Regions from separate parts of the Homo sapiens genome. Here region 1 is linked to region 2. Evidence: chromatin contacts called from ENCODE Hi-C or POLR2A ChIA-PET data. All regions are on one chromosome and are shown on one strand. Each heading gives the region's core, a stretch centred on a gene start or an enhancer-like site at or near the end of the contact. The rest is flanking DNA. Distances are from core to core; before and after follow the strand shown. Region 1 holds the start of EFCAB10 (EF-hand calcium binding domain 10). Region 2 overlaps KMT2E (lysine methyltransferase 2E (inactive)).

Region 1 (5,869 bases), core at 883-3,382, 480 kb before region 2:
AGCGAAAATCCGTCTCTAAATAAATAAATAAATATGTCAGGTGGTCTCCATCTCATAAAACCAGCTCCAGCAAACAGGGGTTGAAGCTCAGGATCCAGGCTGCTCTGTGGCCCACAACCCAGTCGAGCCAACAGGCCAAGACCTTCCTGACTGGTGGCCAGCGCCATGCCTGCAGGCCGCTCACACCAGAGATGCCACTTAGAACTCTCCACTGGGGAGTTCGATCGGTAGCGGGAGCGGAGAGCGGACCCCGGAGAGCGGACCCCAGAGAACCCTGAGCAGCCCCGCCGCTGCCGGCCTAGTTACCGTCATACCACGGGAGGAGCCGCAGCTGCCGCAGCCGGCCCCAGTCTCCATCACCGCAACCAATGAGCAGCAAGGCCGAGACCCAGCAGCCACCCGCCGCCCCCGCCTTTCCCCCCACCGCCCCCCTCCCGTCCCCCCGCCGCCCCCGCCCTCAGCGCCGCCGACACCAAGCCCGGCACTACGGGCAGCTGCGCAGGGAGCGGTGGTCCGGGCGGCCTCACATCGGCGGCGCCTGCCAGCGTGGACAAGAAGGTCATCGCAGTGAAGGTTTTGGGAACAGTAAAATGGTTCAATGTAAGGAACGGATATGGTTTCATCAACAGGAATGACACCAAGGAAGATGTATTTGTACACCAGACTGCCATAAAGAATAACCCCAGGAAGTACCTTCGCAGTGTAGGAGATGAAGAGACTGTGGAGTTTGATGTTGTTGAAGGAGAAGAGGGTGCGGAGGCAGCAAATGTTACAGATCCTGGTGGTGTTCGAGTTCAAGGCGGTAAATATGCAGCAGATCGTAACCATTATAGACGCTATCCACGTCATAGGGGTCCTCCACGCAATTACCAGCAAAATTACCAGAACAGTGAGAGTGGGGAAAAGACCGAGGGATCGGAGAATGCTCCCGAAGGCCAGGCCCAACAATGCCGGCCCTACCGCAGGCAAAGGTTCCCACCTTACTACATGCGGAGACCCTATGGGTGTCGACCACAGTATTCCAGCCCTCCTGTGCAGGGAGAAGTGATGGAGGGTGCTGACAACCAGGGTGCAGGAGAACAAGGTAGACCAGTGAGGCAGAATATGTATCGGGGATATAGACCACGATTCCGCAGGGGCCCTCCTTGCCAAAGACAGCCTAGAGAGTACGGCAATGAAGAAGATAAAATCAAGGAGATGAGACCCAGGGTCAGCAGCCACCTCAACGTCGGTACCGCAGCAACTTCAATTACCAACGCAGATGCCCAGAAAACCCTAAATCACAAGATGGCAAAGAGACAAAATCAGCCAATCCACCAGCTGAGAATTCGTCTGCTCCCGAGGCTGAGCAGGGCGGGGCTGAGTAAATGCCGGCTTACCATCTCTACCATCATCCGGTTTAGTCATCCAACAAGAAGAAATATGAAATTCCAGCAATAAGAAATGAACAAAAGATTGGAGCTGAAGACCTTAAGTGCTTGCTTTTTGCCCGTTGACCAGATAAATAGAACTATCTGCATTATCTATGCAGCATGGGGTTTTTATTATTTTTACCTAAATATGTCTCTTTTTGGTAATAACAAACGTGTTTTTTTTAAAAAGCCTTGTTTTTCTCAATACGCCTTTAAAGGTTTTTAAATTGTTTCATATCTGGTCAAGATGAGATTTTTAAGCACTTTATTTTTAATTTGTAATAAAAGTTTACAACTTGATTTTTTCAAAAAAGTCAACAAACTGCAAGCACCTGTTAATAAAGGTCTTAAATAATAATAATAAAAAGAACTCTCCACTGGGCACCCTCAAAATTGCACAAGTTCCTTCTGTTATTAGTTCATGCTGAGTTGTGATGCCAGCACTTCAAGCCTTGTTAATCATTGGATCAACAAGTACCGAGCTAGGTGCTAGAGAGAGATGGAAAAAGGCACCTGGGCCCAGCCCTAAGCCTGGATCGCGGACAGTGACGTTGGTCCACACCTCACCTGCCCTCTCTGCCCTGCTACATGCCCCAGGCTTGCCCTGAACCGTGAGCTCTAGAAATTCCAGGTCCGGGTCGCAGCCACAGGGCAGTCAGGCGTGTCACGTGACCGCGCCGGGTAGAGGGAGACAGAGTCGCACGGCTGAGACGCCAGGCAGTCGCCTAGCAACAGCGGGACGCGGAGCGATGGAGACCAGCAGCAGGGAGCTCCAAGCCGCGGAGTATTTGGAAAAGCATCAGATCAAGGAGGTGGTTAGCTACCTCACCAGCGCCCTCCTTTTCTTTCGGCCGGGTAAGGGCCCCCATGCCCCGGTACAGCCATACCTCCATGTGGGGTTCGCTTCCCACACGAAACCCCCCTCTTACACATTCGCTTTCCACTGCCTCCCAGCCACGTGAGCCCTTCTGCTGTTGATTAACTCTGCGGCCTTCAATAAAAGTCCCTCAGGCTGCAGTACAATGGCGTGATCTCATTTCACTACAACCTCCACCTCCTGGTGGCGATTCTCAGGGGCGATTCTCCTGCCTCAGCCTCCTGAGTGGCTGAGATTACAGGCGCCCGCCACCATGCATGGCTAATTTTTGTATTTTTAGTAGCGACAGGGTTTCGTCATGTTGGTCAGGCTGGTCTCGAACTCCTGACCTCAGGTGATCTGCACGCCTCGGCGCCTCAAAGTGCTGGGATTGTAGGCGTGAGCCACCGCGCACGGCCAAAGTTTTTAATCTGGCAACTAAACAATTGATAGGGTAGGATAGAAGATGTTCTAGAGGGGATCGCTTTTCCTGACTTTTTTTACACATCTGAACCCCCTACAAAATTTGAATCGTTTTGTAATTTGGGAGTGGTGTGTCATTTAAAAGTTATATTTAGGTGAAAATGGTTTTATGTCCTCCCCAGGGTGCAGAATTGTAATTTGCCGACCTCCATATGGAGCGTCCGAAATGCCAAAATTGTCCATTTGCTTCTGTGTAAGGAAGTGGAAATACCAAACATTCCAATTTTGCCAAAAAACACCCAACCAATATCATGTATAGGAGACAGAGTTCTTGCTAGTTGTTTTAAAGTATTAAAACAAATATTAGAAAGAAAAAAAAAGGCCGGGCACGAGATGGCGCCACTGCAGCCTGGGCGACAAAGCGAGATCCTATCTCAAAAATAAAAATAAAAATAAAAAATAGGCCAGGAGCAGTGGCTCAGGCCTGTAATCCCAGTACTTTGGGAGGCCGAAGCGGGTGGATCACTTGAGTTCAGGAGTTTGAGACCAGCCTGGCCAACATGGTGAAACCTCGTGTCTGCTACAAATACAAAAAATTAGCCGGGTGTGGTAGCGCATGCCTGTAATCCCAGCTATTCGTGAAGCTCCTTGGGGGCGGTGACTCACGCCTATAATACCAACGCTCTGGGAGGCTGTGGTGGGCAGATCACTTGACTTCAGGAGTTCATAGACCAGCCTGGGCAACATGGCAAAACCCCATCTCTATTAAAAATAAAAAAACTTAGCTGCACGTGGTGGTGCGTGCCTATAATCCCAGCTACTCAAGAGGCTGATGTGGGAGGATCACGTGAACCTGGGAGGCGGAGGTTGCATTGAGCGGAGATTGCTACTCAAGCCAGGTGACAGAGTAAAACACCTTCTCAAAAAAAAAACTAAAAATAAAGACAAATGTTAATTTTCTTCATCATAACAAGGGATATATTATGTTACATTCGTTATATAAAATATTTGTCAACATTTATTTTTAAATTTCATTTTTATTGAAGTGGATGTATGGGGTTTAAAAATTGAAAAGTACTCCAAAGCTTATAATAACAGCATTCCTGTTGCTATCCCCAGCTTCTGCACAGAATAATTTCAACTCTTTTAGCAATATTCTTTGCTATTTATCTTGAGATTTCTAAATAACAGGCCTATATTGCTGCTGCTTAATGTTTTTCCCTCTAGGTTAGATACTAGCTTTATGCTGTGGAAGATGAAAATGCGCCTTTCTTAAACACACACCTCATACACCTGTTCCCACTCACACCCATCTTCCAGATAAATTTAGATCACAATTTTGATATCCTCAGTATTCAGAATTTTTAATATTGTTAGGCAAGTATCTATAATCCTTATAGTATGCTGATTATATTTCCCTTGTTGTTTTCCCTGGTTAATAATATATTTACATTTTTGGCTTAAATTTGTGTGATCATCACTAATTCATCCATACCCTCTTTTGCCACAGTACAGCTGTCCTCTCATTACATTTGCATTCATTGGGTAATTACCCCCACCACCACCACCCAAACCCCGTACCCCCAGCTGTGTGTCTTCCTGCTCCAGTCTGGACTGATAGCTACACAGTGGTTATTCACGGCTTCCCCTCACTCTGATCCTAAGACGACTCCTCGCCTTTCTAGTGTTCAGAGCCTGTTTTATGGCACAGCCAGTAATCCCTCATTCTTGCTTTACCGCTTTCTTCTGGTGGAGCATATCCTTTAGTGGCTTCCTGAGAGAGCGTGCTTTGAGGGGTAAAGATTTTGGGAACACACGTATATAAAAATGTGAGTTCCTACATTCAAAACTTTTTAATAGAGTGGAGGCTGTGCACGGAGGCTCACACCTCCCAACACTTTGAGAGGCCAAGGCGGGTGGATCACTTGAGGTCAAGAGCTAGAGACCAGCCTGGCCAACATGGTGAAACCCCATCTCTACTAAAAATACAAAAATTAGCCAGGCATGGTGGCATGTGCCTCTAGTCCCAGCTACTAGGGAGACTCTGGCAGGAGAATCACTTGAACCTGGGAAGTAGAGGTTACAGTGAGCTGAGATTTCACTGTTGCACTCCAGCCTGAGCAACAGAGTGAGACTCTGTCTCATAAAATAAAATAAGAGTGGACACAATTTTAACTTGGAACATATTGCCCTCAGAATTTTTAAGGCATTGCCCCATTGTCTTCTAATTTCTCATGTTGCTCTGAAGAATTCTGATGTCATATGTCATCAGATACTTGATCTGGCTATGAGGCAAGTTTATTCTTTCCAGAAACTTTTTAGGATTGTCTTTTTATCTTATCCCTGGTGTCCTAAATATATGCCTTGGAATGGTTTTGTTGTGGTTGCTGTTAATGTTTGTGCTCTAGGTACTTTATGGTCTTATTAAATTTGGAGATATTTTTCTTTCAGGTCTAGGAAGTATTTTTCTTATTTTCCTTACCTATATCTTTCTGGAATTATTATTGGATATTGGACATCTTGGCTTGATTTTCTAATTTACTTTACATCTTGATATGTTGTATAATTTTTATCAGAAGAATGCAATTTATGAATCTGCAGATTCTCTTGAGAATTTACCAAATTGTTATTTTGATGCTCCTCACTGACTTATACTTACATTTCCTGTCTTCATTAGTCGTTCTTTATGGGTAAGATGACTGTATGAGTTATCATCCAAACCGGGGATATTTTGAGTGAAAATAGGTACTATTAATAATTATGCCAGGACAACATGGTAAACTAGGACTGTCCCAGGCCAACTGGAACCTTTGATTATCCTGAATACGGGTATCTTAAACATGATATGAACAACAAAATTTAAAAAGACAGGCTTGGGATGGTGGCTCACGCCTATAATCCCAGCACTTTGGGAGGCCAAGGTGGGTAGATCACTTGAGGTCAGGAGTTCGAGACCAGCCTGGCCAACGTGGTGAAAAACTATCTCTACTAAAAATACAAAATTATCCAGATATGGTGGCACAGTGAAATGCTGTCTCTACTAAAAATACAAAATCAGGTGTAGTGGCACATGCTTGTAATCAGTTATTCGGGAGGCTGAGACAGGAGAATCGCTTGAACGCGGAGGCAGAGGTTGCAGTGAGCTGAGATTGCACCACTGCACTTCCAGCCTGGGTGA
Region 2 (5,802 bases), core at 2,997-5,496:
GAAGTAACTTCTATATCAGGAGAAGATGGCTGGATATCTGAACACATGCTGACAGTTCTGTGTCTCCGACGCTGCTGTCCAATGTGAGTCCTACTCCGAGAAAAACTTTTTCTCTGTTTAGTTCTATTTACTTTGGCAGGGGTTGGCTTGCTAGCATTTTCTTCTTTTGCTTGTTCCTAATTCAAAATACAAGCGAATGGAAGTTTTTATACTACATATATATAAAGTTTAAATATAATAGCATTATTCTACTTCAGAAGCCAACTTTCTGGAATTTTTGAATTCTGATATATAATAAAGAACAGAGATAATATATAGTCTTTTATCTCAAGCTGAAACTCCCATAGGATCTGAAAAATGCTATTAAAAAGCTAATAGACATTATTTTAAATTCCTTATAAGTAATTAATGCAAGTATAGACATTTTATTTTAAAGTGTTTAAGAAAATAAAACGACCTGAATAAATAATACCTGAATAACTTCAGCATCACTGACAATCTGTGTATCTTTACATTCAGTTTTAACTTCAGTTTTGGCTGTGCTGATCCTTTCCAAAGCTTGTTCTCTTCTTTTCTCTCTCTTTTCAAGTCTGGCAAAAGCTTGCAAAATTGCTTCCATTTTTCTTTCTTCTCTTGTCTATGAAATTTAAATTTTAAGTGACATCATAAATATCAATGCTCAAAAGTAAAATTAAGTCCAAATGTTTGTGATAAATGTAAAAAATAATTGCTATGATACTATCAGCAAACTACTTCTATTATTGGTGGATATGGGGAGAAAAAACATTTCTGTTCATTGAAGACCTTTCAGAATTCCCATCATCTTGGTAAGCCCTGTTATTGCAAATATTTCATGAAGGAAACACTTGGATGACTGAGTGTTAATGATAAGGGTAAAACAAAACAAAAAAGCCTCAAAAATTACCTTGTTTTACCAAACCGAAAATCTTTTCTCTTAATAATACAGAAATCAGCCTTTTAAAAAAAGATCCAAAATCCCTAAGGTAATGATATGTTGAAAAGGTAAAATTCATATGCACTTGAGTGAGTATATTATTGGCATACTGCAGCAGGATGTTGTGAGGTAAAGTCTTGCATTTAAAAATTATGATTCTCATTTGGTAAGTATCTCTGTGACTCCAGGCAAGTTAACCTTTCTGAGACAGTAAGATGTGGGTAATAAAATCCTTTCCAAAGCTTGTTCTCTTCTCTCTTTTCAAGTCTGGCAAGAAGTTCATTTATGATGAACTTCTCTGAGTTGTTATTTGGTTCCAACAGAAAATACGAGGTTTTCAAACAGTAGTTGGAAAATGGTGGGCGTTCTGTATGTTAATTATTATTTCTACTTTAGTCCTCTTGCCCTCCATTGTAATTCTTATAAAGTATTCCTCTACCTTCTGCTCTTCCTGTCTTCACTGACAATTCAAGACAGGGACTGAGAAACAGCCAAGTGTTCCTTTGAGCATCAGTTCTCTATCCAAAGAGAACATTAAGAGTAAGACCCAGAGCCTTGACAGATGCTTCAGCTCTAAACCAGAACCAGGAACCACATCCATCAACTGTCCAGTTCTTAAAATGAAAAGAACCACAGGTCCTGAGGCTCAGATCCATTTGTCTTTCCTCCTTTATTACACATCGATGTGAGGAAGAAAGATCAGAAACTCAAGGTCTGGATGCCACAGTCTTCTCAATATTGGAGCTTTAGTTCCAGTAATTACCAGCAGAGATTCAAGCCTCAAGATACCTACACTTTGGAAACTACTGTTTACCTGTTCCTGTATTTTTGTTGTTGTTGTTACACTCAGCAAGGGAACAAAATACTATGTCAACAAAAGTACTCTAATAATACTTCTAAGTTTCTAATTTGTTACAGCAAATTTCCATATTGCAAACATGACTCTGAGGAAACTGAGGTCCAAAGAGGTAAGGTTCTTTGTTCATGGATTACGTATCTGTATCTCACTTCTCCTAGTCTGGGACGGGCAAACACTACAATAGCACATGCAAAAGATGGTTCTACTTGTTCACTGGCACTGAAAGTTTTACAGCTGAGTTCTTTCCTTACAAAATTCCTTATTTTTGGGCTTTTAAATTACCTTTACCCCTTTTTGTCTTGTGGTTCTCTGTAAAACTGTTTTTATCAGGGCTTCTCTAAAACCCTGAATGTAGAAGAGGAGAAATTTGGAGTAACTAAAAAGATCATTTTCCCAAACTGCGCTTTACCTGATGAACCTGGTTGGAGAGGAGGGATTAATTACTATGGTTATTTCTTTTCAAAAAATTTAAAATAAAAAATTTGGGGAAAGTACATTTTTCCAGAAGAAACAAACTTGTCTTGGCAAAAATCATTGTATGTGTAAAATAAAAAACTACCCACAGGTGGGCACCCAAGGAAGATATTTTTTGTAGTATGATTATCCTGGGTGTTGTAAGGTAAATATGAATTTATGCCAACAGAGTCTGACATAGTCCAATATTTTCTTGTTTGGGATACAAGAAATATTTTCTTGTTTTGGTCAGAGATAAAACTATATGATATAAACATTCAATTAAAAAATCAAACTCCCCTGTAAACACTACAGCTAATTTATAGTCAGAGCAAAATCCTGTATTTAGAGATGGTTCATAATCTTCTAGAGTTGATCAGGATCTTAAAAAATAATGTGGTCCAATACTGCTGAAGAAACCAAAGCCCATGTGTATTAAGTGACTCATTCAAAAGCAGAGCCATAATTACTATGCAGGTTATGCAGGTTTCCTGGTTTCTGTATTACTCTTCTTTCCAATTACTGCCGCTACATAAAGCAAAACTCTTCCTACATTACTACAGCTGGGTAAGAATAAAGCTTAAGCACTAAACATTTCCTAACAGCTTTAGACCTAGCTTTATCTTAAAATACACAAATATTTTGGAACATAAACGTGCCTGATTTTCTACATTTATTTTTAATTTCTTAAAGGTCATACATCATTCAGCTTTTCTAGTCACCATTACATACAGTACATTCTTTGACACAGCCATGTATATGGTACCTATTTAAAGACAAAATTTGCCTCCCATTTTATAGCTCTAACTGAAAAATAAGTTTTATTCTTTGAGGTAGTTAGAGCTGACTCTGGAGATAGAGAAATTAGGATTCCTAATTAACCCCTGCAGACTTTCCATAGCCCCTAACACCTGTGCTATATAATCTAAACTCGATAGATTTCCCATGAAATCTATACATTGTTTTTATGACATATGTCTTAGTTTATGGTTTTCCAAGAGTAAATACCAAGCATTGTAATTTCCTATAAGCAGTCTGCTTAATAATATCCCCATCACAAAGCAAGACTCCCATCTCCACAAAAAAATTTAGGCTGGGCGCAGTGGTTTATTATGCCTGTAATCCCAGCACTTTGGGAGGCCGAGGAGGGTGGATCATGAGGTCAAGAGATCAAGACCATCCTGGCCAACATGGTGAAACCCTGTCTTTACTAAAAAAACAAAAATTAGCCAGGTGTGGCACGCGCCTGTAGTCCCAGCTACTCAGGAGGTTGAGGCAGGAGAATCACTTAAACCAGGGAGGTGGAGGTTGCAGTAAGCTGAGATTGCGCCACTGCACTCCAGCCAGGTGACAAAGCAAGACTCTGTCTCAGGAAACAAACAAAAAAATTAGTGGAACATGGTAGCATGCACCTGTAGTTCTGGCTACTCCAGACACTGAGGCAGGAGGATTGCTTGAGTCCAGGAGTTGGAGGCTGCAGTAAGCTATTGGTCATACCACTGCACTCCAGTTTGGGCAACAGAGCGAGGCCCTGTCTTTATCTAAAAAAAAAAAAAAAAATAGGAAAAGGAAAGCCAGAGCCCACCTACAAAATCACCCTATTCTTCTTTGGTCTTGAAATAGAGAAATTAAATGATTCCTTGCTCAAAAAAACTTGTTACCCTTTTATATAACAAAGATAAACTTATAAATCTAAAAAGATGGGTAAGATTATTTGTTACTAATAAAAATCATTCCAAAATAACACGTATGGCTTGTGTGGTGTCTCCATTTCCTCTATCATGTGATGATGGAATTTATACTCATGGCACTCTTTATTATTTTGATACTCGTTTGTTATTTCCTCTACCCCATTCTCTACGAAAGCTTTTCCAGAGCAGTGACCTTTCCTTCTTTGCTCATCCGATATCTCAAATGGCAAGCACTCACATTGTTTTTAAATGAGTAAGAACCATGTGTACATTATGTCAAGCACGTATCACGTTACTTAAAGACATGTAACTAACTGGAAGCATTTCAACAATTTTGGAAATCTTGAATTTATTAGAAGGCAGTTAAAGCTGATTAACCTCATTTTGTTTGAACTGAGTACCTAATAAAAATAGGTGGCTGGGCACAGTGGCTCACGCGTGTAATCCCAGCACTTTGGGAGGCAGAGGTGGGTGGATCATCACAAGGTCAGGAGTTCAAGACCAGCCTGGCCAACATGGTGAAACCCCATCTCTACTAAAGATACAAAAAATTAGCCAGGCGTGGTGGTGGGCACCTGTAATCCCAGCTACTTGGGAGGCTGAGGCAGGAGAATCACTTGAACCCGGGAGGCAGAGGTTGCGGTGAGCCAAGATTGTGCCACTGCACTCCAGGCCTGGCAACGGAGTGTGACTCCGTCTCAAAAAAAATGAAAAAAATAATAAACAGGTTCCCTTTCACTAACACCACAATGTCATTAATTACTTATCTTTAGAAATAAAATTCCCAGTCTCTACAATTAGAGAAAACAGGACCTTACAAAAAAAATCAGCATCAACGGAGGACAGAACAGGGAGTTGGATAACATCTCAAATCCTGTCACCAGATGACTTTTCTGGCAACAAACTTATCCTATTTTATTATTAAAGCATTGCATATTCTAAAGTGATTTTCTAAATGAAGTCAGTCAAGTTTTCCTAGAGACATTTAGTAACAGCATGGATTCTGCAGTGTTTTCCCACAGAGTCTGTTCCACTGAATAACACTCTGTGGGGGTCAAAGGTGTTATCCACAAGAAACTGCAAGGGTATACAAGTTTAGGAAAATCTGACAATTGTGTCAAGTTTTTAAACACATGTACACTGGTAATCTGAAAAGGAAGAATATAGTATAGTGCTCATCACAGTAAACTGGTCACGGCTCTTTTTCACAAAGCATCTCAAATTATACTTGCGTGGAATACTTGATGTGAAGGATGAAAGCCGAGAAAATTGTGGGGAATCCTGCACAATTCAGGGCAAGGCCTCCAGATCATCCATTACCTGAACTACAGGGAAGCTTCATTCAGTTCACATTCATGGGCCTGTATCTGTCTGTCTATCTTTCCTCAAGTGGTTGTTATAAACATTCAGTTAGCTCATTTATTGATGGTCTACTTTTTTGCCCACCATTTTTTATTCCCCTAGGAGCTAGGGCTACAACAATGAATAAAACTGAAAGTTTTTTCCCTCATGAAGTTTATGTTGTGGTGGTATAAAAATTCCAGACTAGACTATAATACCTGCTTGACAAGTCCAGGAATCTCTTGCCTACGTGACTTCCTTGTCATACCCTTTCACCGTTTCTCAAATGTCCGTCCTTTTAAATATGAAGACCACACTGAATCATCTTCTGTGGACTCAATTTTAAGCAATCTGATAATATAGGCCATCAAATATTACCAAGATTGTATTCCCAAAGTACATTATGAGGGTTATGAAAAATTATTTTGGAAATATTTTAAAACTACAAAGGAGACAGTTTTCATGCCATTATAAATGGGGGAGGAAGTGTCTTTTTTTTTTTT

The links. Hi-C counts contacts between places; a loop is a spot of excess contacts on that map. ChIA-PET counts read pairs that join two places held with the same protein, here RNA polymerase II (POLR2A). Pooled maps may share reads with other maps.
Region 1: a map of naive thymus-derived CD4-positive, alpha-beta T cell shows a loop between it and region 2 (2.3-fold over the local background). The contact joins the promoter of EFCAB10 here to the enhancer-like site in region 2. A Hi-C loop is called at or near these places in 1 of 168 maps with a recorded cell type or tissue (naive thymus-derived CD4-positive, alpha-beta T cell), 1 of 37 single-sample maps with no recorded cell type and 5 of 50 pooled maps. POLR2A ChIA-PET finds 5 or more read pairs at or near these places in 1 of 52 experiments (activated CD4-positive, alpha-beta T cell).

What each region holds. Positions count from the first base shown.
Region 1 is chr7:105,577,756-105,583,624 of GRCh38, reverse strand. It overlaps EFCAB10 (EF-hand calcium binding domain 10), which reads left to right and starts at 2,132. Exons shown (of 5, transcript NM_001355526.2): 1 at 2,132-2,267. The coding sequence starts at 2,162. It also overlaps the pseudogene YBX1P2. RefSeq lists enhancers at 1,717-2,227, 2,228-2,740.
Region 2 is chr7:105,096,260-105,102,061 of GRCh38, reverse strand. KMT2E (lysine methyltransferase 2E (inactive)) reads right to left here. Exons shown (of 27, transcript NM_182931.3): 16 at 473-637; 17 at 1-176. Among named protein-coding and RNA genes, the nearest start is that of KMT2E, 85 kb to the right of the region's middle. Within about 2 kb of position 4,246, at least 2 of the 41 ENCODE cell types and tissues checked have a DNase peak (open chromatin) inside an H3K27ac peak, as active enhancers do.